2 separate regions of the Homo sapiens genome follow, and region 2 is linked to region 1. Evidence: read pairs that join two places in POLR2A ChIA-PET (ENCODE). Cell type or tissue: GM12878. All regions are shown on one strand. Links, peaks and the distances in the headings refer to the core of each region. The heading gives the core; the rest is flanking DNA.

The links. Peaks named below come from ENCODE experiments on the same cell type or tissue, not always from the same donor. Only the 100,000 strongest peaks of a DNase experiment are listed, where the experiment ranks them.
Region 2: POLR2A ChIA-PET joins it to region 1 with 8 read pairs; 6 of 35 experiments call an interaction of 5 or more read pairs at or near these places.

Annotation. Positions count from the first base shown.
Region 1 is chr12:93,426,210-93,436,528 of GRCh38, reverse strand. The region is part of intron 1 of UBE2N (ubiquitin conjugating enzyme E2 N); the gene reads left to right. Among named protein-coding and RNA genes, the nearest start is that of UBE2N, 11 kb to the left of the region's middle. RefSeq lists an enhancer at 10,091-10,140. In GM12878, for the core only: no CTCF peak of the experiment used is centred there; no DNase peak of the experiment used is centred there; H3K4me3 peaks cover 297 bases; H3K27ac peaks cover 321 bases.
Region 2 is chr12:92,971,975-92,982,293 of GRCh38, reverse strand. No RefSeq gene overlaps it. Among named protein-coding and RNA genes, the nearest start is that of LINC02413, 14 kb to the left of the region's middle. RefSeq lists an enhancer at 8,280-8,549 and a silencer at 8,435-8,635. In GM12878, for the core only: no CTCF peak of the experiment used is centred there; no DNase peak of the experiment used is centred there.

The DNA.
Region 1 (10,319 bases), core at 2,534-5,033:
CGGGAACCGATAAGTGAGATCTATAGTTATGGCCTTGGTCAAAACCAAATCTGTTTCAGCTTTACATGTTACGTTGATACAGTGACTGACATTCCTTTAATGGTCTTTTCAGAATTAATCATGAGGGCTGAGCACTGTGGCTCATGCCTATAATCTCAGTACTTTGGGAGGCTGAGGCGGGAGGATCCCCTGAGCCCAAGGTTTCAAGACTGGGCTGTACAACATAATGAGACCTTGTCTCTACAAAAAGATAAAATGAAAATTAGCCAGGTGTTGTGGCACACATCTGTAGTCCCAGCTACTCAGGAGACAGGTGGGAGGATTGGTTTGGCCCAGGAAGTTGAGGCTGCAGTGAGCCTAGATCGCGCCACTGCACTCCAGCCTGGGCGACAGAGTGAAACCCTGTCTCAAAATAGTAATAATGATAATAATGAAAATGATAAAATACAGTCTTGGGAAAAAGTAGTTAACTTACCCTAGGGGTTGACTTATTTGATTAAAACCTAGTGAGTCAACCTGCTGGAATTAGAATTTTACCAGTCTTTCGCAGAATTTACTTTATGTCTCCCTTCCCCACTGGTCCCTTGTCTATGGTGCTTAAAAATTTACTTAAGAAAATACATTTAATTAATTTTTTGAAACAGGGTCTCTGTCACCCAGGCTGAAGTGCAGTGGAAAAATTTACTCTTCTATTTGGTGTGATTTAGCCTCAAATTCTTAAAAATCAGATACAGTCTGATTTTACATTGAGACTTGAGTTTACTTTTTTAATAGGATTTTTTGAAGTACACACATTTTTTCCTGTTACTGTTTAAAAGCCACTCATTTGATAGGTATTCTAGTGCATAAGGTATTTTTTTTTGTAAGAAAAGTGATTTAGAAAACTCACCTTTTATTTATTTGAGACGGGAGTCTTGCTTTGTTGCCCAGCCTGGAGTGCAATGGCACAATCTCGGCTTACTACAACCTCTGCCTCCCAGGTTCAAGCAGTTCTCCTGCCTCAGCCACTGGAGTAGCTTTACTCTCTGCCTTGAACATTTTTTTTTTCTTATTTTGAGATGAAGTTTTGCTTTTGTTGCCCAGGCTGGAGTGCAATGGCGTGATCTCGGCTAACTGCAACCTCTGCCCCCTGGGTTCAAGCAATTCTCCTGCCTCAGCCTCCCTAGTAGCTGGGATTACAGGTGTATGCCACCACGCCCAGCTGATTTTTGTATTTTTAGTAGAGGCAGGGTTTCACCATGTTGGTCAGGCTGGTCTCGAACTCCTGACCTTTGGTGATCTGCCCACCTCGGCCTCCCAAAGTGCTGGAACTACAGGTGTGAGTCACCGCGCCTGTCCTATCTGTTGTTTTAAGCTCTGAAAATACTTGTCTGATAATGTTTTCTTCCAATTAAAAAAAGGCATGGAAAAGTTACCATGATGTTTCAGAAATATATGTACCTCCAGGTGGGGGCAGGGAAACTTAGCCAGGTATGGTGGTTCATGCAGTAATCCTAACAGAAGACTGAGGCAGGAAGATCCCTTGAATCCAGGAGGCCGGGGCTGCAGTGAGCTATTAGTGGCACCACTGCACCCCAGCCTGGGTAATAGAGGCAAGACCCTGTCTCTTAAATAAATAAATAAATAAATAAATAAATACAAACTCATTATGATGAAGACAGATTTGTTATAAGTTGTAATTAAAATCACCTTTGGAATTTAAGAAAAAACTTGTAAAAAATTTGACTAGGAACAGTGGTTCTTTAGTTCTTTCAGTTGTCTCACTTAAGAATTTTCTGACCTCTTCCTAGGAAAAAAAGCTATTTTTTTTAACGTATGACTTCTGGGGATTCAGATTCTTGCCAAGTTTATTTGTGGATTCCCTAGGTCTCCATGTGCTCCATGTTAAGAATCCTTGAACTGCTTTTGATAGTGATTAAACTTTCAGGCTCTAAAGATACTGTTTTAATATACTATCTAATGTTTTGATTATGAAATGTGAGCATAACTGAAAGTAAGTTAAAAATAGCAGTCAGTTCAGTATTCTTTTTTAAGCTCCTCTGTGTCAAGCAGTTCCTTTAGTCCAGATTGATCAACTCCTGCACAAGTGAAATTAAGTTTTGTCAAATTATCAAGTACTTTAGTATTCACTGTGCTAAATGACTGTGACTGGAAATGTTATGCATTTGCTTTGCTCAAGTTTGGAATTTTTTCCACACGTGTTAATGACCACTCTTAAAACCAGAGTTTTTTTTTGTTGAGACGGAGTCTCGCTCTGTCGCCAGGCTGGAGTGCAGTGGCACGAACTCGGCTAACTGCAATCTCCACCTCCCAGGTTCAAGCGATTCTCCTGCCTCAGCCTCCCGAGTAGCTGGAATTACAGGCACGCGCCACCACACCCAGCTAATTTTTTTTTATTTTTAGTAGAGACGGGTTTCACCATGTTGGCCAGGATGGTTTCAATCTCCTGACCTCGTGATCCACCCACCTCGGCCTCCTAAAGTGCTGGGACTACGGGAGTGAGCCACCAGAGTTTTACACATTAGAGAACATCTGTTCTATCCTTTTCTTTCTCTGGTGAGGAATTTGTAGGCCAAAGAAGTTGGATGACCAGATTCCTGATGTACAATTCGGTTCTTCTTCTTTTTTCCCTATACCTTATAGGATAGTTTACCTGTGTAAATGGATTTAAGAAGAAAATATGCTACAGATTCAAGTTGTATGGATTCTGAACACACATTATGTTTTCTGTTATAATGAACTATGGATGCATATGTGCTATAGAAATAAATACTAGAAACAAGGAAATGAGGACAGCAGCATCCAGCAGGGGCTTTTGACATTACAATTATAGTAATCAGAGTTCTGATTTAGGTGCCAAATTCGTATCTTATACAGTGCTGCTTTCTAAAAACAAAATAAATATGAGAGGCATAGTTTATGTAATAATATTATATCAAGGAAAAGAATTCTTATGTGTGTATGCGAAAAACGAGTTGGACTGTTGTTTCATTAGAGTTGAAATTTTCTTTGCAAATGTAATATATGAAGGAATGAATGTGGATATACCAATTAGGCAATTAAATAATAGGGAATCTTTTAACTTCAGCTAAAATCTTAGCAGCTTTTAAAATTTCTTCCCAAGTGAAGTGATTGATGGCCCTAGGGTCTTTTGTGGCAGAAACATGACTGTGTGGTTGGAAGAACTGGATAATTGGTTAAGAGCCCTCAGAATCAACAGAAATACTTCATTATTATTCATTCTTTCAAGGGCTACATGACACCATTGGGGGCATTTTATATTTTTTAAAAATCCTGGCCAGGCGCGGTGGCTCACGCCTGTAATCCCAGCACTTTGGGAGGCCGAGGCAGGAGGATCACAAGGTCAGGAGATCGAGACCATCCTGGCTAACATGGTGAAACCCCGTCTCTACTAAAAATACAAAAAAATTAGCTGGGCGTGGTGGTGGGTGCCTGTAGTCCCAGCTAGTCGGGAGGCTGAGGCAGGAGAATGGTGTGAACCCGGGAGCAGCAGAGCTTGCAGTGAGCGGAGATCACCCCACTGCACTCCAGCCTGGGCAACAGAGCAAGACTCCGTCTCAAAAAAAAAAAAAAACCTGAATGAAGCTATTCTAAAATTTCTTGAGTACTTAGGCACAGACATTTTTGGTTTTGAATTGGCCAGTAACTGAGATGCTTCTGAATAATTAGGATTCTACTGTAATTTAAAGTAATTTTAGATACTGGTTTCAGAATCTAAGGTTGACATATTTTGCATTAAAACAACTGGCTATGTTGTCTTTAGATTTTCAATTTTTTTTTTAGTTTTCAATACCTTCACATTATGTCTCTGTCAGTTTGGTTAATTTTGGGCAAATGAATTTATATTTTGAAAGTCTTTACAGTTCTAGGGATTGAAGGCATTGTAGTTAAGGAAACACTAGAAAGAACTAACAAATTTATATCATGAAACCATTGGTGATTTTTTTATTGCTCTGTAACTTTCTTAAGATTATAGCTTATACTCGGGAAAATGTTAGTAAGTAGCTGTTTTGTTTTGTTTTTTTTTTTTTGTGACTCTTAAAGACAACTAGATTACCATCTTACTATGAGGCAGGGACAAAGTGGTTTTAGTAACATAGGCCGATCCCAAGGCCAAATTTCAGTTTTCTGTAACCTTGTGATTTGCGTGTCTCTTTATTATCCATTCATGAGATTTTTTTTCAGTTCAATTAATTGGACATTCATTGAATGCATAATATGCATTTACCAGTAAGCCAGGTGAACAAGAAAGGCATCCCTGTGTAATGGAAAACACAGTCATGAAACAAATTTCTGTGGCCCAGGCTGGAATGCAGTGACGTGACTTGGCTCACTGCAACCTCTGCCTCCCGGGTTCAAGCAATTCTCCTGCCTCAGCCTCCTGAGTAGCTGGGATTACAGGTGCACGCCACCACACCCGGCTAATTTTGGTATTTTTAGTAGAGACAGGGTTTCACCATGTTGGTCAGGCTGGTCTCAAACTCCTGACCTCGTGATCCGCCCGCCTCAGCCTCCCAGAGTGCTGGGATTACAGGCAGGAGCCACCGCGCCCAGCCGAGGAAGTGTTTTTAAACTTGAAGAGTAAGAGTTTGCTGGGCCAAGAGAAGGAGGGAGTGTGAGTGAGTTTTTGGCACATGGGGCAGCAGATATGAAAGCTGGAAGGAGAGACAGAAAGCATGGCATCATCTAGAAATATAGTATGTGATGGATAATAGAATCAGGGTCTCATCAAAAATAATTATTACTGTTTAATGACTGTGTTCAAAGAGTTGGCATCAAGAATTGTTAGGCAAACAAAGTGTTTCTAATTATGAAATTCATATTTAGTCTGTGAACTATTCACTAGCATGCAGTGTGGCAGCTGTTCCTGAAGTGAGGTTGGTCATATAGTTTTTATTATGTAAAAATAGACATCTTTCATTGGCATCGTGTACCAGGCACTGTTCTAAGCATGTTACGTGCATTAATTTACTTAATTCTAATTGCAGTTTTATGATGTGTGGATATTAGTATCATTCCTATTTTATAGCTATGGGAACCTGCACAGAGGGACTTATTAGTTTCTAGAGCTATGATTTGAACCCAGGTGGTCTGATTCTGTAGACTGTGGATACTGAAGAACATGTCTATTCCTAGATAATAACTGGCAGTGCATGTATTTTTATACTGTATCATTTGGACACATGAAGTGGAAACATGTTTAAGAACAGGATCTAAGTGCTTAGCTTACTTGTTTTGGGTTGTGTTTTGTTTGTTTGGTTGGTTGGTTGGCTTTTTTTGAGACGGAGTTTTGCTCTTGTTGCCCAGGCTGGGAGTGCAATGGCACGATCTCGGCTCACTGCAATCTCTGCCTCCCAGGTTCAAGCGATTCTCCTGCCTCAGCCTTCCGAGTAGCTGGGATTACAGGTGCCCGCCACCACACCCGGCTAATTTTTGTATTTTTAGTAGAGACGGGGTTTCACCATGTTGGCCAGGCTGGTCTCGAACTCCTGACCTTGTGATTCGCCCGCCTTGGCCTCCCAAAGTGCTGGGATTACAGGCATGAGCCACTGCGCTTGGCTGTGTTTTTTTTTTTAAGATAGGGTCTCACTGTGTTGCCCAGGCATGATCATGGCTCACTGCAGCCTCAGCATCCCGAGTAGCTGGGATCACAGGCATGCACTACCATCCCCAACTAATTTAAAAAAATTTTTTATATATATATAAAATATATATTATGTACAATATAAAATATATATACATATATAATATATATTACATAGAGACAGGGTCTCCCTATGTTGCTCAGGCTGGTTTTGAACTCCTGGGCTCAAGTGATCCTCCTGTCTCAGCCTCCCACAGTGTTGGGATTACAGGCGTGAGCCACTGAGCCTGCCGCTTTTCTTGGTTTTTTTTAATCAGAAGTCTCTTTATTGTAATTTAATTAGAGGCTTTCCTACAAACATGAGACCCTGTTTAGTAACATAGTTCACTTTAAGATGGAATGCCTCTGGTCTGGATGGCATATTCTTTTCCTCCCCCTCCCCACCCAGCCAGTCCTGGATTTGAGGAATTTTGTGGTTCTGGTGAGAAGGGACTCTTTGCTGCTCTTTCTTACCGGCAAAATATACAGTCTTGAATCACTTAACGATGGAGTTACTTTCTGAGAAATGCACCATAGGCAATTTCATCATTGTGTGAACATCATAGAGTATATTTATACAAACCTAGATAGTGTAGCATGCTACACACCTAGGCTATGTTGTATAGTCTGTTGATCCTAGGCTACAAACCTGTTTAATATGTTACTGTACTTAATACTGTAGGCAGTTGTAATGCAGTGGTAAGTATGTGTGTATCAAAATAGGAAAGGTACAGTAAAAATCTGGTATAAAAGATAAAAAATGGTATACCTGTATAGGGCACTTAACCATGAAGGAAGCTTGCAGGACTGGAAGTTGCCCTGGGTGAGTGAGTGGTGAGTGGATTTGAAGGGCTAGGACATTACTGTACACTACGATAGACTTTATAAGCATTGTACACTTAGGCTACACCAAAAAATTTTTTAAAATGTTTCTTCAATAATAAGCCTTGGCTTACTGTAACTTTTTTATTTTATAAACTTATATTTTTAAACTTTTGATTTTTTTGTATTAACATTTAGCTTAAAACACACATCATACAGCTGTGCAAAAATATATTTTCTTTATATCCTATAAGCTTTTTTCTCTTACAATCTTTTTTAAAAAAACTTTTTTGTGAAAAACTAAGACATACACACACATATTAGGCCTATTCAGGATCAGCAGTATCACTGTCTTCCAGCTCCTCTTGTCCTACTCGAAGGTCTTCAGGGGCAGTAACACACATGGAGCTGTCATCTCCTGTGACAACAGTGCCTTCTGGAATACCTCCTGAAGGACCTGCCTGAACCTGTTTTACAGTCAACTTTTTTTTTTTTTTTTAACAAGCAGAAGGAATACACTCTAAAATAATCAATAAAAGTATAGTATAGTAAATACTAGGCAATAGGAATTTTTCAGTTCCATTATAATGTTGTGGGACCACTGTCTTTTGTGCAGTTGATCATTGACTGAAACTCATACAGCGCATGACTGTATTTAAAGTACCACTGAATCAGACTAATTTTAAACGAGAATTTTTTTTCTCAGTAAGTCTAAAAATATGTTAGAGTTATCTTGCATTCATTTATATATCAAGTTGAGTTTTGTGTTTTCTTTCTTTCTTTTTTTTTTTTTGAGACAGAGTCTCCCTCTGTCGCCCAGGCTGGAGTGCAATGGTGTGATCTTGGCTCACTGCAACCTCCGCCTCCTGGGTTCAAGCAGCTCTACTTCCTCAGCCTCCTGAGTAGCTGGGACTACAGGCGTGCACCACCACACCCAGCTAATTTTGGTATTTTTAGTAGAGACGGGGTTTCACCATGTTGGTCAGGCTGATCTTGAACTCCTGACCTCGTGATCCGCCCGCCTCAGCCTCCAAAAGTGCTGGGATTACAGGCATGAGCCACCGCGCCTGGCCTACACTTTTTCAAATAAAGTGCACTGTCCAGGACCCTGTCTTTATTGTTGTGGTTCAGGTAAGGGTTAAACTAAAAGTGCTGCAAGTTCTGTTCAGGGGCCAGCACTGACTGTGCTTAGAGAAGTACTTGGCCAGACCTTGCCTATTTCTTCTCCTAGTTTAATTGGCAGGGCTGCTGATGTATTGGCAAGGATGCCAAGACAAGAATCTATGGGCTATTTTCTCTGAACACTTGTTTCTAGTCTGAGTACTTAGTTCATGGTTATACATTGGAATTATCTGGGGAAGTTTGTAAATTTAACATTGCCAGCCCAACATATTTTTGTTGTTTTAAGAGCTGCTTATGATTTTAGTGTACACTTTGCAGAAACACTGGTCATATGTGTGCTTGGCTTCAATGCAAAGATGGGTAGAATGGGAGACAAAAGTAAAATCATACAGCTAGCACTGCTTTGTATATTGAATACAAAGGCATCAATGGGAACACCAAAGAAGTGACAGACTGGCCTGGAAAACCCTCAAGGTTGGTTTAGGGAAAGGTTTTTAGAGGATGATATTTGAGCTGAATTTTGAAGCATAAGTAGAAAAGGGGGAGTAGAATGTCGACATACCAGACCCAGGAGATATTTGAACTAAGACTGTGTAACTTGAGTCAGCATGTCTATGCTTGGATCACAGATACTTAGCTTCAAAAGTAATCTTTTAACTTGAAGTTTCTTTTCTTCAGAAGTGTAGTCCATGAATATATATTCATTACTAAAATTTCTGTTGGCTGGGTGCGGTGGCTCATGTCTGTGATCCCAGCACTTTGGGAGGCTGAAGCAAGTAGATTGCTTGAGCCCAAGAATTTGAGAAAAGCCTGGGCAACATGAAGAAGCCCCATGTCTACAAAAAAATACAAAAATTAGCCAGGTGTGGTGGCACATGTCTGTAGTCCCAGCTACTAGTTGGGAGGGTGAAATGGGAGGATCACTTGAGCCTGGGAGGTTGAGGCGGCAGTGAGCCAAGATTGTGTCACTATACTCTAGCCTGGGCGACAGAGCAAGATCCTATCTCAAAAAACTGAAAACTCTGTTAACATGCTGTGAATATGTTATATACTAAATAGTCAAGTAATAGATATTTATTTTCCCTTCACTTACTTTTACTATTCCAATCTCTAATTCATCGGTAAGATTCCAAAATCTCACTGAATATTGAAGGAAAACTCAAATGCTTCATTTATTTTTTTGAGGTATAATTCTCATACCATAAAATTCACCCACTCAAAGTGTACAGTTTAGTGGTTTTTTCATGTATTCACAAAGTAGTACAACATCATCACTTGCTAATTCCAGAAGATTTTTGTCACCCCAAAAAGAAAAACCCTGTGCTCATTAGCAGTCACTCTACCTTCAACCCCTGGCAACCATTTATCTGCTTTCCAATTCTATGGATTTTCCTATTGTACACACTTCATATAAATGGAATTATACAATATGTGGCCTTTTCTTTCTGGCTTCTTTCATTTAGCATGTTTTCAAGGTTCATGTATATTGTAGCATGTATTAGTACTTCATTCCTTTGTAAATATTTTACCTGAAGTGTTTTCTAAATAAAACCTTTTAAAAAGTGATAGTGCTGAAGGGAAGCAAGGTAGAATTTTTAGGAGATAGGTAATCTGTATTGGCTCTCATAAAACTAGTCACATGTGAAGCCTGCATTGCTTTAGAACAGGGATTTCCAACCTTTTGGCTTCCCTGGGCCACAGTGGAATAAGAATTGTCTCATGGCTGGGCATGGTGGCTCACGCCTGTAATCCCAGCCCTTTGGGAGGCTGAGGCGGGCCAATCCCTTGAGGTCAGGAGCTCGAGACCAGCCTGGCCAACATGGTGAAACCCTGTCTCTACTAAAAATACAAAAATTAGCTGGGTGTGGTGGCACACGCCTGTAATCCCAGCTACTTGGGAGGCTGAGGTGGGAGAATTGCTTCAACCTGGGAAGCAGAGGCTGCAGTGAGCCGAGATCGTGCCACTGCACTCCAGTCTGGGCGACAAAAGAAAAAAAAAAAGAATTGTCTTAGGCCACACATAAAATACACTAACACTAATGATAGCCGATGAGCTTAAAAAAAAAAAAATCTGCTGATGCACCCATGAGAGGGGAGACAGCACTGTCGTCTCTCGCAGTTTTCCCTTAACACTCCCTTATCTGCAGACTTAAACTAGGAGCCCCTGGCAGAGTCCTACCTCCAGAATCACAAAAGTGTAGAAGGAAAGTGAGAGACATTGATTGACTTTATATCTGACTTACTAGTTTCCTAAGGCAGAGATTTTTTAGAAAACTGCCTGGCCTGGCCCAGCCCAGGATAGATAGGGATGGGTAAGAAGCCCTTGAGATGTGGCAGTATGTGGCTTGACTTCAGACTTGTCAGATTAGGGGTTTTATAGGGTTTTTTTAGCTCTTGTTTTGATTAAGCTTGTTTGACTTGCAGGGTGTCTCCTACCTGTGTTCCAGCCACCCGATTTCCTTCCTCAAGAAAACTGTTTACTTACACTATTCAAATTAGTTATTCTCAGGGCTATTTTTATGACTTTGTAGCTTTTTTTTTTTTTTTTTTGGATGCAGTTTCACATAATAACATTGCTGGCTCGTGTTGCTAGCAAGAACTGATTCCAGCATTTATGTTCTTTGAATGTATTGTCGCATTCTTTCGGAGACTCAAGCTGTCCACATGAAGTGGATGAATTTGACCCAGTATTATTGTCCATCGTACTCTATTGTAATACATCAGCCCTAGT
Region 2 (10,319 bases), core at 3,872-6,371, 460 kb after region 1:
CCCGGATTGAGGGTAGGTCTGCCTTTCCCAGTCCACTGACTCAAATGTTAAACTCCTTTGGCAACACTCTCACAGACACACCCAGGAACAATACTTTGCATCTTTTAATCCAAGCAAGTTGACACTCAATATTAACCATCACAGTCTAGCTAGTGGTCTATCAATATTATTTATTCTTTCAAAGAGTTAACTTCTGGTTTTGTTGATCTTCTTTATGGTTTTTCATGTCTCAATTTCACTCAGTTCAGCTCTATTTTGGTTATTTATTTTCTACTGCTAGCTTTAAGGTTGGTTTGCTCTTTTTTTTTTTTCTCCTGGGTGTGATATTAGGTTGTTAATTTGACATCTTTCTAACTTTTTGATGTGGGTGTTTAGTGCCATAAACTTTCCTCTTGTCACTGCTTTAGCTGTGTCCCAGAGATATGTTATATCTAAAGATATGCTATATCTTTGTTTTCATTAGTTTCAAATAATTTCCTGATTTCTGCCTTAAATTCATTGTTAACGCAAAAAGTCATCCAGGAGCAGATTGTTTAATTTCCATATAATTATATGGTTTTGAACAATCTCCTTAGTATTGATTTCTATTTTTATCATCCTGTGGTCCAAGAGTGTAGTTGGTATGATTCTCGTTTCTTTGAATTTGCTGAGAATTGTTTATGACCAATTGTGTGGTCAATTTTAAGGTAGTGCCATATGCAGATGAGAAGAATGTATATTCTGTTGTTTTGGGTGAAGAGTTCTGTAGATGTCTGTTAGGTCCATTTGGTCAAGTGTTGAGCTTAGCTCACAAATATCTTTGTTATTATTCTGCCTCGATTGATCTGTCTAACACTATCATTGGGATTTTGAAGCCTCCCACTATTATTATGGGGTTAAGTCTCTTTGTAGATCTTTAAGAACTTGTTTTGTGAATCTGTGTACTCCACTGTTGGGTGCATATATATTTAGGATGGTTAAGTCTTCTTCTTGGATTGAACCCATTACCATTATCCATTACCATTATGTAGTGCCCTTGGTGTTCCTTGATCATTGTTGGTTTAAAGTTTGTTTTGCCTGAAATTAGAATAGCAATCCCTGCTTTTTTTCTGTTTTCTGTTTGCCTGGTAGATTTTTTTTCATCTCTTTACTTTGATCCTATCCATGTCATTGCATGTGAGGTAGATCTCTTGAAGGCAGCATACAGTTGGGTCTTGCTTCTTTGTCCAACTTGCCATTCTGTGCCTTTTTTTTTTTTTTTTTTTTTTTTGAGACAGAGTTTCTCCCTGTCACCCAGGCTGGAGTGCAGTGGTGTACTCTTGGCTCACTGCAACCTCCACCTCCTGGGCTCAATTGATTCTCCTGCCTCAGCCTCCCAAGTAGCTGGAATTACAGATGTGCACCACCATGCCTGGCTAATTTTTGTATTTTCAGTAGAGATGGGGTTTCACCATGTTGGCCAGGCTGGTCTCAAACTCCTGACCTCAAATGATCCAACTGCCTTGGCCTCCCAAAGTGCCAGGATGGGATTACAGATTACAGGCGTGAGCCACTGTGCCCAGCCTCTGTGCCTTTTAAGTGGGACATTTAGCCCATTTACATTCAAGGTTAATGATATGTGCAGACTTTTTTCCTGTCATCATGATGTTAGCTGGTTATTATGCAGACTTGATTGTGTAGTTGCTTTATAGTGTCAATGGTCTATGTATTTGTGCTTTTGTGGTGGCTGGTAATGATCTCTTTTTCCCATATTTATCACTCCTTTGAGGACCTCTTGAAAAGCAGGTCTGGTGGTAAAGAATTCTTTAGCATTTGCTTATCTGAAATGGATTTCTCCTTCACTTATGAAACTTATATAAAATTCTTGGTTGGAATTTCTTTCCTTTAAGATTGTTGAATATAGGCCCTAATCTCTTCTGGCTTGTAGGGTTCCTGCCGAAAGGTTTGCTGTTAGCCTGATGAAGGTTCCCTTTGTGAGTGACCTTCCTCTTCTCTTTAGTTGCCTTTAATATTTTTTCTTTCATGTTGACCTTGGAGAATCTAATGCCTATGTGTCTTGGAGATAGTTATCTTGTATAGTATCTTACAGGGGCTCTCTGCATTTCCTGAATTTGAATGTTGGCCTCTCTAGTGAGGTTAGGGAAATTTTCATGAACAATATTCTCAAATATATTTTCCAAGTTGCTTGCCTTCTCTGTCTCTCTTTCAGGGATGCTAATGAGTCACAGATTTGATCTTTCTACATAATCTCAAATTTCTCAAAGGTTTTGTTCATTTTTTAATTTTTTAATTTTTTTTAAATCTGTGTCTTATTCAGTTGATTTCAGAACTGGTTTTTGAGCTCTGAGATTTGTTTCTCAGCTTGGTCTATTCTGCTGTTAATACTTGCAATTATATTATGAAATTCTTGTAGTGTTTTTCAGCTCTATCAACTCAGTTTGGTTCTTTGTTAAAATGGCTGTTTCACTTTTCATCTCTTGTATAGTTTTATTGGAATTTTTTTTTTTTTTGAGATGGAGTCTCGCTTTGTCACACAGGCTGGAGTGCAGTGGTGTGGTCTCAGCTCACTGCAAGCACTGCCTCCCAAGTTCACACCATTCTCCTGCCTTAGCCTCCCGAGTAGCTGGGACTACAGGCACCTGCCACCACACCCGGCTAATTTTTTTTTATTTTTAGTAGAGACAGGGTTTCACTATGTTAGCCAGGATGGTCTCGAGCTCCTGACCTCATGATCTGCCCGCCTCGGCCTCCCAAAGTGCTGGGATTACAGGTGGGAGCCACAGTGCCTGGTGACTTATTGGATTTTTAATATTCATTGGATTGGATTTCTACTTCCTCCTGAATCTCAATGATCTTCTTTCCTATTCAGATTCTTAATTCTATGTCTGTCATTTCTGCCATTTCAGCCAGTTAAGAACCGTTGCTGGGGAACTAGTGCAGTCGTTTGGAGGTAAGAAGGTGCTTTTTTAGTTGCCAGACTTCTTGCATTGGTTCTTTCTCATCTGTGTGGGCTGATGTTTCCTTAACCTTTGAAGCTGCAGTCCTTTGGATGGAGTTTTTTGCTTTTATATTCTTTGACATCCTTGAGGGTTTGATTGTGATATAAGGTGGGTTCAGCTGACTGGCTTTGTTTCTGGAAGATTTTAGGGGCCCAAGGCTCAGCTCAGCACTCCTGAGCTGTGTGTTCTAACCCTGTGGGGCTGGTACTAGGGCTCCAGCTTTGTTCTTTGGCCCCTTGAGATTAAGAACTTGCTGCGCTGGTAGGGGGTCGAAGTATTCCTGGCTAGGTGGCAACAAAACTCTGATGGAGAGTGCTGGCCAAAGTGCTTTGTTGTGGTGGTAATGACAGGATTTGTGCTCATGTGTATTTCAGCAGCAGCAGTGGCACAGGTGGGGCACTAGTGGGGGTGGGGTGGGGGCAGGGTGGTGGCATCCAGGCACATGCTCACACTGGCAGTGGGGTGGTGGAATGCACGCACACATATCCGTGGGAAAAGAGAAGTAGGTTCCACCCATGCAGACACACATGCAAAGCAGTGTGTGTATGTGTTGGCATGAGGGCAGGCATGGGCAAGTGTACACAGGTAAAGTGGCAGGGGGAGGCTGTGGTTCAGGGAGGCTTCAGGTGGGTGCATTTAGCATAGGTCAGTCTGCTGGAATTCTCCAATGGTTAAGAGTGCTCTGCCAGTGAAAGAGCTAAAATGAAGGCCCTCAGGAAGCACCCTGATTGGGCATCCAAGGCTATGCTGCAAGCAAGCACAGCAAGGCTGGGGCCCCAGAAGAAGCTGGTTGACAGTGGAGCACTCAGATTAGATTGGCCCCATCCCACAGGGAAGACTGCCCTGCTCGTCTAGGTCTGGCAGTCACCAAGAGGCAAAGCCACCCAGAGGAGCATGGCAAGCCCTGAAGGATGGGCCTCCCTGGCCATGCTCCACTGTAGCCATTCTCATGCCAAACCCTCTGGACTCCACACAAGCTAGAGTTCTGCCCCTGCCACCTCTCTGAACAGCTCTCCTTGCCAGCTCAAATGGGGGTCATGGGGTCTGCTGCACTAGAAGTCTGTAGGTCCGTGGTGAGAGTAAGCTGCTCCCCACCTGTTTAACTCACCCCTTCCCAAGGAACCACTGGGGGCCAGGAACAAGTCCTGGTGCTTGGCAGCCCTGTGCATGGTTCTCAGCTTCCTCTGCCTTCAGCCCGGGGTCTACGTCCTCCCTGCATTCACTCTCAATGCCTTATCTCCAAAGATCTGCTCAGAGTGTACCCAGTTTCCCTGATGGTCTGGTCTTTCGGCGGGAGATGCTCTTCCTGGCTGCGTCTAGTTGGCCATCTTCAGAAATAACTTTAATAAAATAAAAAAAAATTGAACTGTTGCCACTGCCCAGACTTAATCACCTTGGAAGTGGCAGTATCAGAAAATCTGGTCAACAGATCACCACAGTGGTGGTGATGGGGTAGACAGTTGGTAGCTTGGGTAAGGATATTTGCAGTTTTGAATGGGTGATCTTTTTAGCTTCTCAGAACTCACAATTTATCTGCCTGTGCAGAGTGGCTACTGCTGCTCAGAGCAGCAGGTGGAAGCAAAGAAATGAGTTCCATTTTATGAATGTTTGATGCTTTCTTCTCCATGTAGAGCTTACACTCAGGACATCAAGCAGCTGTAGAGAATTCTGGTTAGATTTTTAATCAAAGGAAGTATTGTGATTGAGTCTTTACGTAGGAGGCTGAGAATGTCATTTCCTCCTGGCTGAGTCTTGCACAAAGTGATATTTTGAGGGCAACTTGACACCCCTGGACAGCAACTGGGCTGGGCAGTGTCGCATACACACTCCTCTCTGCCTCTCCACACCAGATTCCCTCATGATGTTGCTAGTCTCGAGACAGTGGAACAAAGCAGTGTCTCAAAGAGAAGCCAAACGGAAATAAGGCAGTCACGGGGGCACCTGGGATGTGGTGAGAATAGTGAGAAAGAAAACATTTGGTGATCAAATTGGTCTCTTCCAGGGCTTGCTTCCATGTTTAGAGCTGCCCAGTGTCGTTATAAGGCAAAATGATTGACTGATGACCAAAGAGAAATTGATTCTGAAAAGATAGAGTGATAGCACAGTGCTTGACACAGACTAGTTGATTAATACATGGTTAATGAAGAGATATGAAAAGCAATTAGAGTTGGAAATAGTATATAAATTCTGTCATGTCTGGGTTTCAATTTCTTAAGGGTATTTTGAAATTATTTTTGAATGATTAAGTAAGAGGACTACAGTGGATTGAAAGTATGTGTTACCGGGGGTTAAAAGCTGCCTCTGAGTCCCAAAGAGGTTCTTCAAAGCCTTATCTATGTCTGGAGGGTGTTTTGATTTTTTTTCTTAGTTCACAACACATATTTTGAGGGTTTTTTTTTTATCTGAGTTTTCTTGAGTTCCTGTCTTCCTTAGTGACAACTAGATTCCAAATTACTGATGCTTTGTATGATTTGTAAATGATTGCTATTAATGAATAATAAATTCCATATTATGGAATAAACTGTGCCATTGTATTTAATTGCTTAAATTTATGTCTCTCTCTCTCTCTCTGTTTCTCTTTTTCTCTCCCTACATATTTATCTATCTACCTGCAAGTCCTTGACTTTACTGATTTGGCTTGTTTTCCTGATTTGAGTGTTCTGGCTCTCTAGAGGTCTTTCATAAGCATATTTGTTCTATACATGTATTTTCCTAGGAGCTGAGCTGAACTTAAAATTCTGGTTGTACAGACTACAAATCTTGATTAGTATATATAAGTAGACCATCTTAAATATACTTGTTGAATGTATAAGAAATATGGACAGGATTGTCACCATGCCAAATTAACATATTTTTCCATAAAAGAACTAAACCTACATTAATCAAAACTAGTTATCTCTTATAGACTAGAAAAGAGCTTCAACAGTGGTTTAAAAGAAAACAGAAGAAAGGATCACCATCAAGTCATCTGAGAATGACTTTACAGGTATTGTTTTGTTTATTTTTCACCGAAAACAGGGCTTTCAGATCAAATATACAATGCCCAGTTAAATTTGAATTTCGGATAAGCGACAACAACAACAAGAAAATGATTAGTGTAAATGTGTCCCAAATATTTTGTCATTGTTTATCTGAAATTCACATTTCATTTTATTTATTTATTTATTGAGACAAGGTCTTGCTTTGTGGCCCAGGCTGGAGCACAGTGGCATGATCAAGGCTCACTGCAGCTTTGAAATCCTGGGCTCAAGTAATCCTCCCATGTCAACTTCCTAAGTAGTTGGTACTACAGGTGTTCACTGCCATGCCCAGCTAATTTTTAAAAAAACTTTTTGTATAGATGGAGTCTCATTATGTTGCTCAGGCTCATCTTGAACTCCTGGGCTCAACCGATCCTCCAACCTCAGCCTTGCAAAGTGCCAGGATTACAGATGTGAACCACCTCACCCAGCCTTGAAATTAAAATCTAACTGGGGGTCCCGTATTTATATTTGCTAATCTGGCAACCCTACCTTAAAACTACTTAGTTTACAATCTTCAAGCATCCTTTAATTTTAATGCTTGTGAAACAGCTAATCTCTTGGCTAGAATGGCTTGATGTCCTCTGAGGCAATCTGATCATCAGGTGGAATCAGTAAGTACTTTACTTAACATCAAAGAGAAATACAATGGACTTAGAGAAAAAAAAGGGCAGAAAAATTAGCATAATTTATACAGCTTGGAAACTAGATAATGGATGAGATGCACTACAATACTACTAATCTATAAAATGGTTGATTATTCTTAGATCAAAAGGTTTTTATAAGGTCATGTCAGTGAAGTGGTGGAGTAAGGACCTTCCCAATATTCTCTCTTCCATAAAAACAATGAGAATGATTCAAACATTTATGCAATCAACTTTTTCAGAATTCTGGAAAATCAAAAGCTTTCAGCAATCTGGAGAATATTTATTCAAGAAAAGTGACTGAAACTCAGAAAGGGAGAGTTTGTGTCATTTTAACTTTTTCTATTTCCATTCCCACTTTTTGCAGCTCGAAGAAAGCCTTAAAAAGCAACAAGGCAGCCACAAGCCACAAAACCAACAAGCTGCAACAAATTTGTAATGATCACAGTGGAAACCAGCAGCCTGTCAGCCACTGGAAAGGTAGAATGTTACTGGGGCTCCTTCAAAACCCCATCCCCAGGGAATGGTCATTATTTAACCTGTCTCATAGGTCCCTGGAAGACCCCAATTGCAAGGTTGTCATTGTTTGACTTGAGTTGGAGCTCATGCAGTGAAAAGAGCCTTTTCTCTATGGGGGTTTATTAAAAACAATTAGAGGCAATTGTTTAACATCATGGCTGCCGGATGCAATCACCTTTGTAAAGATTATGACAGCAAAAGAAGTCTAGCATAGCTGACTCCATCTTGTTTCAAGCCTCACAGGCTGGCTGTCCTCACTTATTCCTAGGTGTGGGTCAAGCTAACCATGGGAGACATTTAGTTTATAGTTTAACTTTGCATCAAGGATGATAATAGTACCTCCCTAAAACTGACCTCCTCCTTAAAACTGAAACCACCTTTTTAAGACTAATGAAAGGCCACAAGATTAGGATTATGGTGAGGGGCAGAGCTGATTTCTGCTAAAATGTAGGTACAGTTAAATGATAACCAGCCATTTGTTCCCTAGCTTGCTTTTCTATAATGCATTACTGCTCAAGAGTCATGTGGCCAGATGTCACAAGATTTGTAGCTTCTACTTGGCCAGACCTGCAATTATTAAATTCCTTCTTTGCTTTATAAATCTGCTGTTCTGAGTGCATTCGCTTTTCTGGACAGCAGGCAAGAGGAACCCATTAGGTGATTACACTGAGGTAGTAGATAAACATGAGGGCAAAATAATAGAATAATGAAAAAACTTTAAAAAAGGAAAAGAAGGGGAATGAGATGTCCACAGGGGGCTTTGACATGCTGTGATAGATTCCTGGGAGTCTAGAAAGCAATACCAATAAAGCCGGGCACGGTGGCTCATGCTTGTAATCCCCAGCACTTTGGGAGGCCAAGGTGGGCAGATCATCTGAGGTTGGGAATTCGTGACCAGCCTGACCAACATGGAGAAACCCATCTCTACTAAAAATACAAAATTAGCCGGGCGTGGTGGTGCATGCCTGTAATCCCAGCTACTCAGGAAGGCTGAGGCAGGAGAATCACTTGAGTCTGAGAGGCAGAGATTGAGGATTGAGGTGAGCTGAGATTGTGCCACTGCACTCCAGCCTGGGCAACAAGAGCGAAACTCGGTCTCAAAAAAAAAAAAAAAAAAAAAAAGAAAGCAATACAAATGAGTAGAACTATATGCATGCCCAGGGCTGTGTACAAGTTCAGGAAAGAATTGAGAAGGCCCTGAACTCTCACCTCTGGCTGATCTTGAAACTATATTAGCAGGAAGTGAATGCTAAGTCAGAGTTGAAAACTGCCTGGCTGAGTGTTAAAGGCAAGTTCCAACATGCACATAGAGCTCCTTAGCAAAGACTGAGAGACTTACAAGTTCCAGTCAGTTAAGAAAATTGCAGTCCAACCATTACCTAACCATATTTCGCAATTGACAACTTATGTCTACATGTACAAATATGGACATAGATGTTCATAGCAGGTGGGAACAGTGGCTCACAGTTCCCCAATCTTAGCACTTTGGGAAGCCAACACAGGAGGAAAGCTTGAGACCAGGATTTCGAGGCTGCAATGAGCTATGGCCATGCCACTGCACTCCAGCCTGGGCAACAGAGTGAGAGCCTGTCTTAAATAAATAAATAAATAAATAAAATAACATGGGCTGGGCGCAGTGGCTTACACCTGTAATTCCAACACTTTGGGAGGCCGATCTGGGTGGATCACCTGAGGTCAGGAGTTTGAGAGCAGCCTGGCCAACATGGCAAAACCCCGTCTCTACTAAAAATACAAAAATTAGCTGGGCATGGTGGCGCACGCCTGTACCTGCTACTGGTAGGGGCCGAGGCAGGAGAATCACTTGAATCTGGGAGGTGGAGGTTGCACTGAGCCGAGATTGCGCCACTGCACTCCAGCCTGGGTGACAGAGCAAGACTCCATCTCTCAAAAAAAAAAAAAAAAAAAAAAAAAGCAAGAAAAGAAAAGGTCTTTATAAGAAAAAGGTCCCATCCACTCTTCTGTTCAGGAAGGATTAAATCCCATATACCTTCTAGGAGTGACCCTTAATATCTCACACATTCTTTGAGATATATAAACTTTTTTTTTTTTTTTTTGAGACGGGATCTCAGCCCAGGCTGGAGTACAATGGTGCTATCTCACCTCATTGGAGCCTCGACCTCCCAGGCTCAAGCAATCTTTCCATCTCAGTCCCCCGAGTATCTGGGACTACAGGTGCACACCACCATGCATGGCCAGTTTTTGTATTTTTGTAGAGATGGGGTTTTGCCATGTTGCCCAGGCTGATCTTGAACTCCTGAACTCAAGGAATCCTTTTGTGTTGGCCTCCCTAAGTGCTGGGATTACAGGTGTGAACTCACTGTGCCCCACTGTAACAACTTTTTTTCTTCATTAAGCATCCAGATGTCTTGAGTATTTTGAAGTCTCAAACATCCTCCCCCTACCCCACTCATATGAAGAGCATATGACCCAAATGAAGCCAGAAATTTGAATCTAGAACATAAAGACACACAGATAGAAGACTGGGGTTGATGGACACAGCACTGTGGCTCATGCCTGTAATCCCAATACTTTGGAAGGTTGAGGCAGGAGGATTGCTGGGCAATTTAGCGAAATCCTGTCTCTACAAAAAATAAATTTTAAAAAACTAGCCAGGCGTGGTGGCATGCACCTATAGTCCTAGTTGCTCAAGAAGCTGAGGCAAGAGATTTTCTTGAGCCCAGGAGTTCAGGGATGCAGTGAGGCATGATAGGGTTACTGCACTCCTGTCTGGGCAACAGAGCAAGAGCCTGTCTCAAAAAAAAAAGAAGACTGGATTGAGTCATTGAGTCATTTTCTTGGCAGCATCCAAAATGTACTGATTCAGGAATTTCTGGTACTGAAGCCCCTGGAGATCCCCTAGTCTGGTTCTTTTTGAGCCTGATTTGTTCTTTTTGTTGCTTGAATACTGTGTTTTCTTGTATTATTCCAATCAGTTCTTTATTGCTTAAATTAGTCAGAATCTATGTCTGTTGTTTGCAAGCAAAGGACCATAACTGAGATAAGTGACAATGTGAAAGTGGTGCTGTGTTCTGGGCCAGATTCTTTTGAGCTGAGCCTGCTTGCAGACTGTGGGATGACCCAATGCTCCCACAATTTTCTTTAGTAATTCTGCTGTGCAACCTCTGATCTTACTGTGT